2 separate regions of the Homo sapiens genome follow, and region 2 is linked to region 1. Evidence: chromatin contacts called from ENCODE Hi-C or POLR2A ChIA-PET data. All regions are on one chromosome and are shown on one strand. Each heading gives the region's core, a stretch centred on a gene start or an enhancer-like site at or near the end of the contact. The rest is flanking DNA. Distances are from core to core; before and after follow the strand shown. Region 1 has its middle 62 kb from the start of JMY. Region 2 has its middle 22 kb from the start of BHMT.

Region 1 (2,826 bases), core at 323-2,822:
CCTTCAGGATAATGCACAATTTTACCATCAACTTTATGTCATTTCTCCAAGAGGGGTGATTTAAAGGGCACAGCTAATTCTGTTACAAAAATGTTGATGATGGAATCTAGATCAAATGTACCAGACTGACTCAGAGTAGGTGCTAGAAAACAGTTTCTTCTTGGCTATGTTTTTGTCTTTGGTCTAATGTTTTACAGTGTGTGCGTGTGCGTGTGTGTGTGTGTGGTTGTTTTTTTTGTTTTTTTTTTTGAGACAGAGTTTTGCTCTTGTTGCCCAGGCTGGAGTGCAATGGCACGATCTCCGCTCACCGCAACCTCCGCCTCCCAGGTTCAAGAGATTCTCCTGTCTCAGCCTCCCTAGTAGCTGGGATTACAGGCATGTGCCACCACACCCGGCTAATTTTGTATTTTTAGTAGAGACGGGGTTTCTCCATGTTGGTCAGGATGGTCTCGAACACCCAACCTCAGTTGATCCCCCTGCCTCGACCTCCCAAAGTGCTGGGATTACAGGCATGAGCCACTGTGCCTGGCTACAGTGTTCTTAATGTAACTAAACCAATGTAACTAAACACTGGTTTTGTTACTATGGAGACAGATTAAAATAGACATGGAGCTTTAGGTATCAAACTGTCAATAAATTTACTATGTAAAAAATGGAAAGTAGAATCAGAAGGAAGGCCAGACAAAGGTTTTCAAAGCAATGTTAGGAGATTTAATCTATAATATAGTAGGAAATGAGAAGGCCAGGGAGCAGAGAGACCTTTAGACATTGGATCCTCAAAAATCTTAAGATAAGAAGTTTGAAATGATTATTTTTGAATCACTATCACTGAGACACGTAATCTGCCTTATAAGGAAAATAATCTCTTTTTCTTTGGTGAGATTTGATTATTTTCAACATTAGTAATAATTATCCTAAAACAACAGTTGTTACATGCTGACTTTTCATTAATAATGGTACTTTTCAATTTATGTATCCATGCATATACACTGTGGTTTGTTTTGTTTTTTTTTTGTTTTTTTTTTTTTGAGACAGAGTCTAGCTCTGTCACCCAGGCTGGAGTGCAGTGTTGCGATCCTGGTTCACTGCAACCCCCTGGTCTCCTGGGTTGAAGCGATTCTCCTGCCTCAGCCTCCCGTGTAGCTGGGATTACAGGCACCCACCACCACACCTGGCTAATTTTTGTGTTTTTAGTAGAGACGATGTTTCGCCATGTTGGCCAGGCTGGTCTTGAATTCCTGACCTCAAGTGATCTGCCCACCTCGGCCTCCCAAAGTGCTGGGATTACAGGCATGAGCCACTGAGCCCAGCCTCCTGGGTTTAACTTAGAAACATTGTCACTCAAATTTTAAAAATGAACAAATGCCATTTAATTTTGAGGAAACAAAAATTGGCTTTGTAAACTGACCAACTAATAAACAATTATGAGCATACATTTGGAGCATTTTGCTTTTGGGAACTTCAAAGAAGGTGGCAAACTGTCAGTAATTACAGGCATCATTATCCTTGTGTTATTCATAATGAATCAAATAGAATGAGGGCGGTGCCTCCAGTCACGCAGGAAACTTGAGCTGGAACCCTCAAGACGTGAATGACAACACTAGGGCAATTAGAATCAAGGCTTTTTTAGAATGTAAGTAGCACTACTTACAGGAACATTGTTATTTACATACACAAAGTAAATATTGAAAGATTGGCTTAGGCTAAAAATACTCCAGGTGAGGTTGTAGGACTGGATACTGAAAGAATGAGTTCATATTGTGGGCTTTCTTTTTTTTTTTTGAGACAGAGTCTTGCACTGTCACCCAGGCTGGAGTGCAGTGGCGTCATCTCCGCTCACTGCAACCTCTGTCTCCTGGGTTCAAGCGATTCTCCTGCCTCAGCATCCTAAGTAGCTGGGATTATAGGCACCCACCACCATGCCCGACTAATTTTTTGTATTTTTAGTAGAGACGGGATTTCACTATATAGGCCAGACTGGTCTTGAACTCCTGACCTCGTGAACCACCCGCCTCGGCTTCCCAAAGTGCTGGGATTACAGATGTGAGCCACCACGCCCGGCCTTGTGGGCTTTCGAAATAGAAAAATACTTTTTTCTCATGTTTATTTACGATTAAAGCCATTTTTTAATTCAAGACACATAGGCAAACGTAATTTAGAAGAGAGTTAACCAAAAGTTTGTCCAAGAAATGACAAATGTAGATTATAGCCAAGTACATGTCTCAATTTATAATATTACAATCTTAGGCAAATTATACTTTGCTACATTTTAGCCATCTTATAGGTATTATATTTGAAAATTATTTTGACATGCTCTGTTTTGTGTAACTTTTTTTTAAAAAGTATCCTGGGCAAGGCAATTTATGTATCATCTATAAAACATGGCAAAGTAATTCAATTTAGAATATTTTTCTGGTAGGTCAGTCGAACAAATAAAACTTTCCTATAGATCAAGAAGTTGCCATTGGTCTTCCTGCCCATAGTAAAGCCTTGAATAGAGCCAAGGTGCTTTATTTGGAAAGGAATGAAGGAAGTGTCTCTCCTCTGCCAGGGAAGGAAGCCCACAGTGATTGAGGCAGTTTGAATCTATGCTTTCTATTTTAAAAAGTTCTTCTTGTATAGGCATTTCTCTTTGCCTTTGACACTTTCTGTTGTGGGATAATCCTGCCAGAGTGTTACTTGGAAGAATATATCTATATATCTATATCTATCTATCTATCTATCTATCTATCTATCTATCTATCTAAAATAGATATATCTGTGGGTTTTTTGTTTTGTTTTTTTTATAAAAAGCCTCCAGTGGGATATATCTATATCTATATCTAT
Region 2 (2,700 bases), core at 24-2,523, 40 kb after region 1:
AAGTTCAAGTGATTCTCCTGCCTCAGCCTCCCAAGTAGCTGGGATTACAGGCGCCTGCCACTACGCCCAGCTAAGTTTTGCGTTTTTAGTAGAGATGGGGTTTCACCATGTTGGCAGGCTAGTCTTGAACTCCTGACCTCAAGTGATCTGCCTGCCTTGGCCTCCCAAACTGCTGGGATTATAGGCGTGAGCCACCGTGCCCAGCCTGGAAGCTTTAATAAATTTAAATGTAAACATCTAACCATCTAACCACAAGTTAAAATGATCATGCGTTTGATTTCATGGCATATAAATTAACCTGTTTTTACTGTTTTGCTGTACATGACTTGTTTGGTATTATTCCTGTAACTCACAGCAGCATAAATGATGACATCTGTCTCTCTCATTTTCCATCATCTTAATTTTTCATCTATCCAATGCCAACAGAATGCCTCCAGCTGCTTGAAAACCGGAAGCATTTTCTGGCCATTCCTTTCTCTCACCACACTCCCACCAATTTTACCAAAGGATCCTACCCTTCCTGTTACCATTTTTGAGAATTCTTTGCATTTGCCTGCCTTTCATCATTTTCTGTTCAAACACTAAATATTCCTTCCTGAAGATGTTTAGAAATATTATACCTTGCTATCTCTAATTCTGTCGTTTAACATCCCACCAGGCATACTATTTCTGAAGCCGTTCATAAGTCCTATTTTTCTCTCTTGAAATTGACTTCTTCCTCCTTTGTTATCTAAGAGCCAGGGTCCTTGACCTGGCAGGTAACACGTGGGAGGTTCCAGACTGACTGAGTGGATGTTATTGACTATCAAGGAGGCTATTTGGGAGAACAGTCTATAAAGCCCTCAAGCCCTTCAGTGTGCTGAAGGCTGGAAAAAAAAAAACGTTTCTGGGGAAAATGGGGATCTAGTTGGAGATGCATAAAGCCTGCCTGCCTGCCTGCTCTCCTGCAGTCCCTCCCCGCCCTCCTTCCTCCCTCCCTGCCTCTCTCCTCCCTCCCTCCCTCTCTCCTTTCTTTCCTTCCCTCCCGTTCTCCCTCCCTTTTTCCCTCCCTTTCTCCCTTCCTTCCTCTTTTTTAATTCCTGACTCAAACTTGTTAAAGGCTTTTCTTGATGGGTGCGTTGTCCTGGATGTGATTCAAAGATCCACATGTCTTAAGAAAAAACTGACCAAAACTGTTAGAGCTTAGCCTGATGAAATAACTTAAGTTCAAACAAAATAAGGTTACTCATGCATTTCCTGCTGGCGACCTGCTGCCCCCATCTGGAGAAGTTGGGAACGGATGTTCTTGATTCATTCCTGCGCAGTTCTTGTTTCCTTTAGGGGTCTGCGTTGGCTTGGCTGTCTTATCCAAAGGTGGTTTGCTACAGTGTGTAGAAGTGTCAGAGTACAAACTGCAAACAGTTTATTTAGTGAGTTCATGTTTACTCTGAGTAACGCCAAAGACCTTTATTTTATTCCTGGCTGGAGGATGACTCCTTAGTTTTGTGGACCATCTGTTCTGGTACTGCCCCCCAGCTTCCCCAACCCTTCCTACAAAAGGCTAAGCTAAAGCCGTCTTTCTTGACAGCCTTGGAATAGTGAGAAGTGCTTCCTGACTTTGCATCCTGCCTTGGTAATCTTATCCTTAAAAGGATAGTTTGGACTTTTGATCTCTAAGGTCCCTCTGGTTCGGAGTCCATAAAAAATATTTACCAGTGAGAAATGTCTATTTAACATAAATCAACTCTTAGGTATTAAATGAGCTTTCTCTCTTAATGAACAAGATTTCTGGAAATAAAATGCACATGTTTGGAGGAGGGACTGAAATTTTAAAAACAATTTCAAAATATGAACTATACCACTAGGAGGCAGTGTTGACATATAATTTAATTCAAGAATGTCTTTACCATAGCTCCTTTTCAGAAAAATATTTTAAAAAACGATGGATATAAAAATGATTAAAGGTTATAATATTTTGGTGGCAACAAAACTCTGAAAAGAATATTAAAGGAACATGCATTTTACACAGTAATAGAACAGCAAGTCCAATAAAATGTCATCTGTGAGTGAAAGCTTTAAATACTGAGCTTGGTTTGAGAATATAAGAGAAATGATAGATAACAACTTTGCCAAAAAAAAAAACAAAAAACAAAAAACAAGTGGAGTTCACTCTTGTTTCCACTAGCCATATGCAGCCTCTGAAAGTTGTGCTGCTTTGGCTCTGTTTCTGTGCATTGAGGGATTAGGGGTGGATTATTAACTCTTAGTAACAAAATTCTAGCAATTTCTTTGCCTTTCCATTTATTTATTTATTTGACAGAGTCTCACTCTGTCTCCCAGGCTGGAGTGCAGTGGTGCAATCTCAGCTCACTGCAGCCTCTGCCTCCCAGGTTCAAGTGATTCTCATGCCTCAGCCTCCCGAATAGCTGGGACTACAGGTGTGTGCCACCACACCTGGCTAATTTTTGTATTTTTAGTAGAGACAGGGTTTCACCATGTTGGCCAAACTGGTCTTGAACTCCTATCCTCAAGTAATCCGTCCACCTCCCAAAGTGCTGGGATTACAGGCGTAAGCCACCACACCTGGCCTATTTTTGTTTTCTAGAATTCCCTGACTGGCTCTCCAGAAAGAGCCAGTAGGGCCTCTTTTCCTTTTAAATACTGCCACCTGCTCCTTTAAAATTCCAGCATACTTGTGAAGTAGGTTTTTCTTTTAAATAG

Evidence for each region. A loop is a pair of places that touch in the nucleus more often than their neighbours do. ChIA-PET counts read pairs that join two places held with the same protein, here RNA polymerase II (POLR2A). Pooled maps may share reads with other maps.
Region 2: a map of Caco-2 shows a loop between it and region 1 (9-fold over the local background). The contact joins two enhancer-like sites. A Hi-C loop is called at or near these places in 2 of 168 maps with a recorded cell type or tissue (Caco-2 and PC-3) and 1 of 50 pooled maps. POLR2A ChIA-PET finds 5 or more read pairs at or near these places in 4 of 52 experiments (A673, Panc1, RWPE1 and 1 more).

Annotation. Positions count from the first base shown.
Region 1 is chr5:79,172,702-79,175,527 of GRCh38, reverse strand. No RefSeq gene overlaps it. Among named protein-coding and RNA genes, the nearest start is that of JMY, 62 kb to the left of the region's middle. Within about 2 kb of position 1,572, at least 3 of the 41 ENCODE cell types and tissues checked have a DNase peak (open chromatin) inside an H3K27ac peak, as active enhancers do; they include PC-3, where a contact is called at or near this core.
Region 2 is chr5:79,132,369-79,135,068 of GRCh38, reverse strand. No RefSeq gene overlaps it. Among named protein-coding and RNA genes, the nearest start is that of BHMT, 22 kb to the right of the region's middle. Within about 2 kb of position 1,273, at least 25 of the 41 ENCODE cell types and tissues checked have a DNase peak (open chromatin) inside an H3K27ac peak, as active enhancers do; they include PC-3, where a contact is called at or near this core.